Regions from separate parts of the Homo sapiens genome. Here region 2 is linked to region 1. The links are chromatin contacts, found by Hi-C or POLR2A ChIA-PET in ENCODE. All regions are on one chromosome and are shown on one strand. The core of a region is the stretch at or near the end of the contact, and the rest is flanking DNA. Distances in the headings are between cores, read along the strand shown.

What was found. Hi-C counts contacts between places; a loop is a spot of excess contacts on that map. ChIA-PET counts read pairs that join two places held with the same protein, here RNA polymerase II (POLR2A). Pooled maps may share reads with other maps.
Region 2: a pooled map shows a loop between it and region 1 (6-fold over the local background). The contact joins the promoter of ACO2 here to the promoter of RRP7A in region 1. A Hi-C loop is called at or near these places in 5 of 50 pooled maps. POLR2A ChIA-PET finds 5 or more read pairs at or near these places in 2 of 52 experiments (GM12878 and H1).

The regions. Positions count from the first base shown.
Region 1 is chr22:42,518,546-42,523,525 of GRCh38, reverse strand. RRP7A (ribosomal RNA processing 7 homolog A) reads left to right here and starts at 3,730. Exons shown (of 7, transcript NM_015703.5): 1 at 3,730-3,812. The coding sequence starts at 3,740. LOC124900479 (a long non-coding RNA gene) reads right to left here. Exons shown (of 3, transcript XR_007068117.1): 1 at 4,173-4,980. RefSeq lists enhancers at 2,529-2,823, 3,349-3,408 and silencers at 3,589-3,648, 3,669-3,838, 3,849-3,978.
Region 2 is chr22:41,466,545-41,471,524 of GRCh38, reverse strand. ACO2 (aconitase 2) reads right to left here and starts at 2,408. Exons shown (of 18, transcript NM_001098.3): 1 at 2,343-2,408. The coding sequence starts at 2,378. PHF5A (PHD finger protein 5A) reads left to right here and starts at 2,833. Exons shown (of 4, transcript NM_032758.4): 1 at 2,833-2,923; 2 at 3,378-3,401; 3 at 3,911-4,077. The coding sequence starts at 2,872. RefSeq lists enhancers at 1,741-2,302, 2,303-2,864, 2,434-3,103.

The DNA of each region.
Region 1 (4,980 bases), core at 2,481-4,980:
GCTACTCGGGAGGCTGAGGCAGGAGAATCACTTGAACCCGGGAGGTGGAGGCTGCAGCAAGCCAAGATCGCCCACTGCACACCAGCCCGGGAGACAGTGTGAGACTTCATCTCAAAAAAAACATACTTCAACATGTCTCTTGGGGAGCACAATTCAACCTCTATATTCGGTAAGACTCTCTTAGACAGGGCAGGGCAACCTGGCCCTGCACTCCTTGGCCATCCTCTGCTGTCACCCCCAGACCTCAGGCACGGCGGCCCCTCGCTCTCCCCCGTCTTTTCTCTCCGGGCCTCTGAAGTCACCAGTTCTCCATGCCCAGCCGTGGCCTGTGGGAGGGAGCTGGGGGGGTGAGCTGGAGCTGCCACTTAGCGGCAGAGTCGCAAACTCACCGTTCCTAATGAAGCCCGTCGCTTCTCCCTCCTCCTCCTCCCAGCAAGCAGGAAAAAAAAAAAAAGTTGACTACTGAGACCACATGCTAGGAAATCCATGGGTGGGTGCTCTAGTTGACAAGTCCCACTTGAGCCCAGCCATATTCGGCCATTCTTGCACTGCTATGAAGAAATACCTGAGACTGGGGAATTTATAAAGCCAAGACGTTGAATTGGTTCTGCAGGCTGTACGGGAAGCATGGCTGCATCTGCTTCTGGGGAGGCCTCAGGGAGCTTTGACTCATGGTGGAAGGCGAAGTGTGAGGGGTCACTTCACATGGTGAAAGCCTGACCAACAAAGTGGGGGGTGAAGCAGCCACCCATTTTTAAACAAACAGATCTCGCGAGAACTCGCGATCGCAAAGACGCAAAGACGGCGCCAAGCCATGAGGCCCCCATGATCCAAACACTTCCCACCAGGCCCCACCTCTAGCACTGGGGATTACAATTTAACATGCGATTTGGGCGGAGACAAATACTCAAACTCTATCACCAGCCATCCCTGCTGAGATGCCGGACTCATCTGCTGAGATGCTGCGATGTGAGTGAAGTGACTTGGAACCTTTAGTGCAGCCCATATGCCAGCTGAATACCATCAAATGCCCTCAGTCAGTGCCACAGGGAGAAACAAAATCTCCTAGCAGAGCATTGCCCAAATTCCTGACCCATGAAATACATGGGCAGTGGTAATTATAAAGAAAGTGGAGTTAATTGATCGAGTGGCATCAGTGGGCTGAAGGAAGAAAACAACAGGCCTCAGGACAGCCATTTATCAACTTATAGCCCAAGGTGAAAATCAGGAGGGGCTTCCAGAGACGTGTTTAAAGACAGGTCACATTGTGCTGATAAAGGCCTAGAACCTGATGAGAACTGTGGAGTTTGAATCAGGGCAGATGAACGGCTGTGCTAAGTGCTGTGCTCCAGTCAAGGAGCACAGAAGTGAAGGAGCGGACACTGTCACCTAGGGCAGGGAACGTCTGGATAGATGGGCTCAAGAGTCTTGAATTCTAGGCTGGGTGCAGTGGCTCACACCTGTAATCTCAGCACTTTGGGAGGCCGAGGTGGGCAGATCATCTGAGGTCAGGAGATCAAGACCAGCCTGGCCAACATGGTAAACCCTGTCTCTACTAAAAATACAAAAAAGTAGCTGGGTGTGGTGGCACATGCCTGTAATCCCAGCTACTTGGGAGGCTGAGGCAGGAGAATTGCTTGAACCCGGGAGGTGGAGGTTGCAGTAAGCTGAGATGGCAGCACTGCACTCCAGCCTGGGTGTCAGCAGAGTGAGACTCCGTCTCAAAAAAAAAAAAAAAAAAAAAAAAAAAAGGCTTATGCCTGTAATCCCAGCACTTTGGGAAGCCGAGGTGGGCGGATCACAAGGCCAAGAGATCGAGACTATCCTGGCCAATATGGCGAAGCTCTGTGTCTATCAAAAATAAGAAATTTAGCTGGTCATGGTGGTGCACACCTGTAATCCCAGCTACTCAGGAGGCTGATGCAGGAGAATTGCTTGAACCCAGGAGGCGGAGGTTGCAGTGAGCGGAGATCGCGCCACTGCACTCCAGCCTGGCGACACAGCGAGACTCCATCTCAAAAAAAAAAAAAAAAAAGTGATGTTGTGTGGCCAGTCCTGATATCCATCGAGATGGCTCCTTGAAGCGTGGAAGCAATACATGAGAGGGAGATAACAGAACGATGGTGGCAGGGCACTGAGAAGGAGCCAAAGGCCTCGGGGAGGGGGATGTGCAGGCACAGATTTATTATGCAACATCTGAGAAGCCAGATGACCGTATTTCTGGAGGGTTCACCAGAGACTGCTTTGACTAGTGGGGGGTCTAGGCATCAATGGGCAATCGGCATGGCCGTCCTCTGAGGCCAGGGTAGAAGAGGGCAAATAGGACTGGAGCCGGGCTCGGAAAGGTCAGCAGGAGATAGGATTCCAGAGAGCAGAGGTTCGGTTGATGTGACTGTCAGAACAGGAGCAAGGCCAGAGTGGCTGCCAGGGATCCTGGGCGCACAGGAGTCTCTGGTGAATGCTAGTAGACCACGGTATTCCCAGGGGCCACGGAAGCCCCAACACTGCTTGACTGCGCTAAGCAAAGAAAGATCAAAAACAAAAAACGAGCGAACAGGACAGTAATGGCAGCTGCTGATGGAAAATCCCAACCCCTCATCCAGTTTCCAGGCCTAAGCTAGGCCTCAGAACCAGAGGTCACTGACTGAAAGGGAGGCTGGGTCCCCTCCAGACCACAAATATTTGCAGTAGTAGGCTCCTAATCTTTCCCCAAAGGGGCCGACAGCATTTCCAAGAAGCAACTGTACACTGGGAAAAGAGAAATAGTAGATACATCAAGGGCTGGCGGGTACACAGTCTGAGAGGCCCTTTGGAGTCCAGAAAAGTGGAGTCCTTGGACTTCATTTCTCCCCTATCTACACTTGCTCCCTTGGCGATCACACCCTCTCATAACTTTCTTTTTTTTTCTCTTTCTTTTTTTTTTGAGACAGAGTCTCGCTCTGTTGCCCAGGCTGGATTGCAGTGGGGCGATCTTGGCTAACTGCAATCTCCGCCTCCTGGGTTCAAGCGATTCTCCTGCCTCAGCCTCCCGAGTAGCTGGAATTACAGGCATGCACTACCACGCCCGGCTACTTTTTGTACCTAGTAGACACGGGGTTTCACCATGTTGGCCAGGCTGGTCTGGAACTCCTGACCTCAAGTGATCCGCCCCCCTCGGCCTCCCAAATTGCTGGGATTACAGGCATGAATCACCGCACCCGGCTCCTCTCGTAACTGTCAATAACCTATCCATGGCCAGTCCCGTGTGTATTGCTCCAGGCCTGACATCTCTGATGTTCAGTCTGTTCAGTCTCATATCTAAGTGCCCACCTGACATGTCCCCTGAGTGGCCTAATGGGCATCTCACCACGGCTCACAGAGAACTGATCTACTCCATTTTCACCCCCAAGCAGGCCCCTCTCCTGCAGTCTTCCCATCTCAGTCAATGGCAACACCATCCTCTTAGTTGCTCAGACTGAAAACCTAGCAGCCATCCTGGATTTCTCTCACACTGCCTATTCAACGTGTGAATGCATGAGTGGAAAGCTGAGTTCGCACTCGTGACTGGCCGGGGTCAACTCTGACATTCGCTCCCACTTTCGCGCGCTGATTTATCTCTGAGCGGATGAAGGTTGGGCCATGGCGGGCGGGGCCGGGGAGGCGGGCTTGGAGTGAGGGGGCGGGGCAGGCGCCACGAAAACGCGCTCGCGCCGGCGCCGAACCGCAACTCCCGGCGGCCCCCGCGCTCCCGGGTGGCAAGATGGTGGCGCGCAGGAGGAAGTGCGCCGCGCGGGACCCGGAGGACCGTATCCCCAGCCCACTGGGCTACGCAGGTGAGGGGCTCCGGGACGCGAGACCGGGGGCGGTCAGGCATCGCCGGGAGGTGTTTGGGGGTTGGCGACGGCCGGGGGTCCCCAGGAGCGGCCGCACGGTTGGGTGTGAGCCCCGGTGGCCCGTGGCCCCAGGCTCCGCAGGTCTTGAGGCTCCGGGGTCCCGAGGACCCAGGCGGCGCCCTTCTGCCTGCTCACTCTCCCGGGGCGAGCCCAACTTGGTCCACGCTTCCCTTGGGTGAGCCCGCCTCTGTCCACACTCTCACCCAGGACAAACCCATTTCCGTCCACACCCGCTCGTCCAGGTGAGCCCATCCCCTTCTCATCGCCTCTGCTCCTAGTCCATCCCCCATCAGCTCTTACCTGGGCTGTTATAGGCCCTCCTACTCGGTTGCCCTCCTTCTCCTCTTGCCCCTGCTTCTGTTCTCCACCCACGTGCCAGAATGTTCTTTTAAGGACATTTAGATTCGATCATGTCTGCCGCGCCCACGATAGGCGCCACACCTACTGCATTCCCTCCAGTGGCTTTATCAGGTAGCTTCTAAAACAAAAACCAGACTTCTTAACCTGTGTGGGCCACGTGGTCTGGCTGGTGCCGACCTAAAGCTCTTTCTGTTCCTCTGAGGGAACATGCTTTTTCCCCCCTCTGGGTTTTTGCACGTGCTGTGCCGGTTTGTTGCACAGTGGCGTTCTGGCCTGAGCTTTAATGTTGCTTCCTCAAAGAGGCCATCCGTGATGGCCTATGGAAAGAAGACCTCTGCCACCCCATCACCCTGTAATGTTTCTTTCACAATTGATACAAGTTTGCTGTATGCTTGTTAATTGTCTTCTCCGTTATTGCAACTGAGCTTCCTGAGTTCAGGGACCGCAGCTCTACGCCAACCGGTACTGTGACGGAGGTGTGAGAAAAATAGAAGCAGTTCCTAGCTTTATGAGGATTACAGTCATGGGTGTGCCAGCGATTAACCAAAGAATCTCATCAATATAGCCTCCAGACTGTTAAGAGAAGCTGTGAAGGCACAGGCAGTGGGATCTGAGCTGGCAGGAGGGGCGGAGGTGATGCTAAGGCTCTCCTGAGGAAGCGAGGTTTGAGCTAAACCTGAGGTGAGCGGGAGGGAAGAGGGTGACACGCCAGGTAGAGAGGCCAGCATGTGTGAGGCCCTGGTGTACC
Region 2 (4,980 bases), core at 1,159-3,658, 1.1 Mb after region 1:
AGTAAATATATGGTGAATGAGGTAGGAATGAATTGACTACAGGCATAGGGTTTTGCATACATGACTATTAAGGTAGTAACCATCACTTCTCAAATGTATCTAAGCACAAAAGGGGTAAATATACAAGCTTCTCAGAGAAACCGTGTTAGTTGGTTATTTGAGACAGCCTGGTTATTGGGAGGCAGTGTGCAAACTGCATAATATTGTTCATTCATCTTAGCTGAAGGAACAAACAAGGAGACCAGGATTTTAATCCTGACTCTGCTACTGGAAGTCACCCAGGCTCTCAAGGTCTTAGATTTTTCCACCTGTATAAGAGGTTAGTCTACGTGATGGTTGTAAACTCATTCTACTTGCTCATCACTTTCTAACATCCACTTGCTGAATATACATTTGTTCAATGAAGATCATCTCCAATGGACAATGGATTCAGGAAGTAACTTACTCAAGGTCACAGGATCAGGAAAGAGAGCCCAGATCTCCTTCTACACCAGTCTAATACTCATACTTTCCAAGATCCTTTTCGGTTCAAAATGGTGTGATACTATTCTTCTCTTCCAAGTTCAAGAACTCTATAATCATTTATCTTATCAAATAATCTTGCCTGACTCCCTTAAATCATGAGACAGGAAGAAACAACTATTTCCACATCATTAACCTAGAGAATCAAAAGACGTGAAGAGGCCAGGTGTGGTGGCTCACACCTGTAATCCCAGGACTTTGGGAGGCCAAGGCAGGCCGATTACTTGAGGTCAGGAGTTTGTGACCAGCCTGGTCAACAGGGTGAAACCCCGTCTCTACTAAAAATACAAAAATTAGCCAAGCATGGTGGTGCACACCTGTAATCCCAGCTACTCGGGAAGCTGAGGGCAGGAGAGTCACTTGAACCCAGGAGGCAGAGTTGCAGTCAGCCAAGATTGCGCCATTGCACTCCAGCCTGGGTGACAGAGCAAGACTGTCTCAAAAAAAAAAAAAAAAAAAAAAAAAAAAAAAAAAGATGTAAAGAGATAATTAGGTGCAAATCCTTTCCCTTAGCCCGGAATTGAGATCAGAAATATTTTCTTTCAGATAAATGATGATTTTACTTTAAACCATATGGTTTCAATTTAAGCAATGTGATGAAAAATAAGTTCAAGTTTAAATTTAAGCAATGTGATGAAAAATAAGTTCAAGTACCACAAGCTTCCTGAGAGTACAACGCATAACAACTCGTAAAATTCTATTATCAAAGTTGCGCCACTTGATCCAAAAGGAATTCACAAAGTTAAATGTGAAAGGTTGACAGAGAATGTCTACAGATGCTTGCTTGATTTTTATTAACAAAGTACACATTTGACATTGAACCTCTGAGTATAACACCTTCCCAGGGCTGTCAAGTTAGAAGTGAAAAAATCATCTGGCAGTCAGTCAGCTTTCTAGATAGCTCCTAACAGGGGAGTCAAGGTCAAACTGGAGTCTCCTTATCCTCCCATATTTGACAAGCAACTTATTGTGAGGCTCAAAATATTCGTACTGCATTCTGACAAACAGAAATAATTGCACCGTGGTTCATAAAGTTCTGTGAGGGCAGGCTGACATAAACAAGAACTGAGTGGTGGTAGGGCCCATGCTTCTGCCACAGCACTTCGGTGACACTCTTGAGAATCAGAACTTTCACCTACTTTCTACCAGCTTTATCATCTATCAAATGAGAAAAACCACCTCATTCCTACGATTACAGGAATCAAATAATATTATGAAGAATTAAAACAGGCCTCAAATCTTGTGCAAAGGTGAGAGACTATTATTATATTATTTACTACGTATGGGCCCAGAAGACCGCCCCCCTCCCCGACATTCCACGTTCCGCAGGGTCCTCAAAAGGTGGTACAGGGTCCTAGTTTCTTCTCCAGACTCCAGGCCTGGCAACCGTAGATGCTGTCATGCCTCTGTTGCTAAGAGATGGGAAGTGAGGCCTCAGGAACTGGGCCTAGAAGACTCAACAACGACCGCGCCCCCTAGTCACCTTGTCCTCACCTTGAGGAATGGAAACACACCCCACGGGAGCAGGCAATGCTGTCCTCAAAAAGAAGAAAGAGGTGCCTCCGCTCTTCACCCGGCCGCCGCTGCTTGGGCCCACGCTTCTTGCGAGGCAGGGACAGGGCCAGGAAAGCTGACTGTGCCGGGGACGCCTTGACCTAGGGCACCAGAGAAGCGGGCACGGGTGCCGGGCCCACAACCGGGACAGGTACACGAGAAGTTGGCCCCAGGTTGGGCCCGCCTCGCCCTGCCTCGCCCACAGCCGCCGGCACAGTAGGAGGCACCCCGCCCCCGTGAACCCAGAGGTCCCTGAGCTCGCTCACCTGCAGCCGAGTCACCAGTAGGCTGTAGGGCGCCATTTTGTGCACTGACAAAGATGAGGTCGCATTAAAGTGACGTCCCACACGGCGCCTTTAAAGCCTTTGGGCAGGGGCGTGCCCGGAAGAGTGGGGCGTCACGGTGAAGGCGAGGCCTCCCTAGAGGCGCCAGAACCCTGTGAACGCAATGGGCGGAGCTCACGTGCAACGAACAGACACGCAAGAGGAAATCGGACTGCCCAAAGACACTTGCAGAAATAGATACCAAGCACAAAGATGTTTTACCCAAGAACAAATTTTAGTTATCTCCGCCATCCAAATCTGGGAGAGTTTTTAAGAGTTTCATGCACCTGCCAGGACCTGGCCGCCCAGCAGCGACAAAAACTCGCGCGAGAGCAAGACGGGCCTGGTGCAAGGATTGTAAACTGACGGAAGCTTAGAGAACCAATCACAGCGACGTGGAGGCAGGAACAATGGGGGTTAAAGGTCGGACGGAAGTTCCCGAAGCTTCCGGTGGCCGGCTTAGTTAGGAGCTATGGCTAAACATCATCCTGATTTGATCTTTTGCCGCAAGCAGGCTGGTGTTGGTGAGACTGCGCCCTACCCCTGGCTGTCTGGGCAGGGGTGGTATTAGGAGCTGGGGGGTCGGGGGTTCCCGTCTCTTCCTTAGGGGCTTGCCTCGCAGGCGCCACGTTTCCCGCCTCTCAGGCGCGGGGTGTTGTAGGAGCGCGCAGGTTTGTGGCCTCTGATGAGAAGAGGGCGGGGGTGCGCGTGCTGGGAGCCCCAGGCAGGTATCGGGGGGTGGGGTCTGAACCAGGTCCAGAGAAACTCTGAGCTTGCCCAGGGCGTTGGAGGAGATTCAGGAGGGTGCTTGGATGTAGGTTTGGTTCATATGGAAATTTGTAATGATAAAATGGCTATCCGCAGGTCTCACTCACTGCAGTCCTTACTCATGTCCCTACCCCCAGCTCGAGGATGTACTTCTCCTCTTTCTCAAAACCTTTATTCTAATTGTACTTTTTACCATCTTTCATCTTGCAGCCATCGGAAGACTGTGTGAAAAATGTGAGTGGAACACACCGTCCCAACAACCCACCCTTCCCACTCCCAGTTTTCTGTGGAACCAGCAAAAGTGCCACAAAGAGGGCTTTGAGTAGATGTGCCTGGAAGTATGTGAACACTGAATGCTGCACTTTAGCCAAAGGCCCCTCTAACTCCCCACTGCCGCTTGCACATTTAACGCTGTATCTCTCTAGTTTTCAACGGGAAGAATCGCCAGAGTAGCATGACCCCTCCCCAACACACAGCACTTTGCCAGCAATTATACAGGCTTATCATCTCCGAGGTGCTTTTCTAAGCTCTTCACATATGTTAATTGGTAAACTTTTGTATGTGTTGAGGGGCTTGAGATGGACACTGGGGAAACCAAGTTTTGTGATGCCAAGAGGAGGGCCCTAAAGTCACTGTCAAAAGGAGACTAGTGTATTTCCCAGGAGACTAGTATATTTCCCCATGGCAGGAGATAGCAGAGGACTGAAGAACTTGTGAGCATGACTCCATTCTCTTCCTTACAGGTGATGGCAAGTGTGTGATTTGTGACTCCTATGTGCGTCCCTGCACTCTGGTGCGCATATGTGATGAGTGTAACTATGGATCTTACCAGGGGCGCTGTGTGATCTGTGGAGGACCTGGGGTCTCTGATGCCTATTATTGTAAGGAGTGCACCATCCAGGAGAAGGACGTAAGTGTACAGCTTTCCATCTGACCTTTCCTCCTTTTGTTTAGTAACACTTTGCCATCCACTGCAATCTCCTATGGTCTATGGAGATTACTGTGTTCATCTAGTCATCTAGGTTATAATTTCTTCAAGTTCTGTGAGTCAAACTGGGTGTAGTCCAATAAAAGGCAGTTATTTTGCATCAAGGGGAAGAATGCAAGGGAAGCAAATCTTTGTCAAGACCAGCAATTTGGAGAGCCCTCTCATTCATGTCTCTGTGGTTATTCTTATTCAGAAATGACATCCGGCTGGGCGTGGTGGCCCACACCTGTAATCTCAGCACTTTGGGAGTCCAAGTTAGGAGGATCACTTTAGTCCAGGAGTTAAAGACCAGCCTGGGCCACAGAGCAAGATCCCATCTCAAAAAAAAAAAAAGTGTTTTGTTTTTTGTTTTTTGCTTCTTGTTTTTTGTTTTTTTGAGATGGGGTCTCTTGCTCTGTGGCCCAGGCTGGGGTGCAGTGGCATGATCATGTGCAAGGCTCACTGCAGCCTTGACCCCCTGGGCTCAAACGATCCTCCCATCTCATCCTCCCAAGTAGCTGGGACTACAGGCATGCGCCACCATACCTGGCTAAATTTTTTTTGTAGAGACAGGGTCTTGTTTTGTTACCTAGGTTGGTCTCGAACTCCTGGGCTCAAGTGATCCTCCTGCCTTAGCCTCACCAAGTGCTGGGATTACAGGCATGAACCATCACGCCTGGCCAAAAAAACATATTTTTCATTAGTCAGGTGTGCTGGTGTGTACCTGTGGTCGCAGCTACTTGGGAAACTGAGGCGGATGGATCACTTGGGACCAAGAGGTCAAGGCTGCAGTGAGCCATTTTCACGCCACTGCACTCCAGCCTGGGTGACAGAGACCCTGTCTGT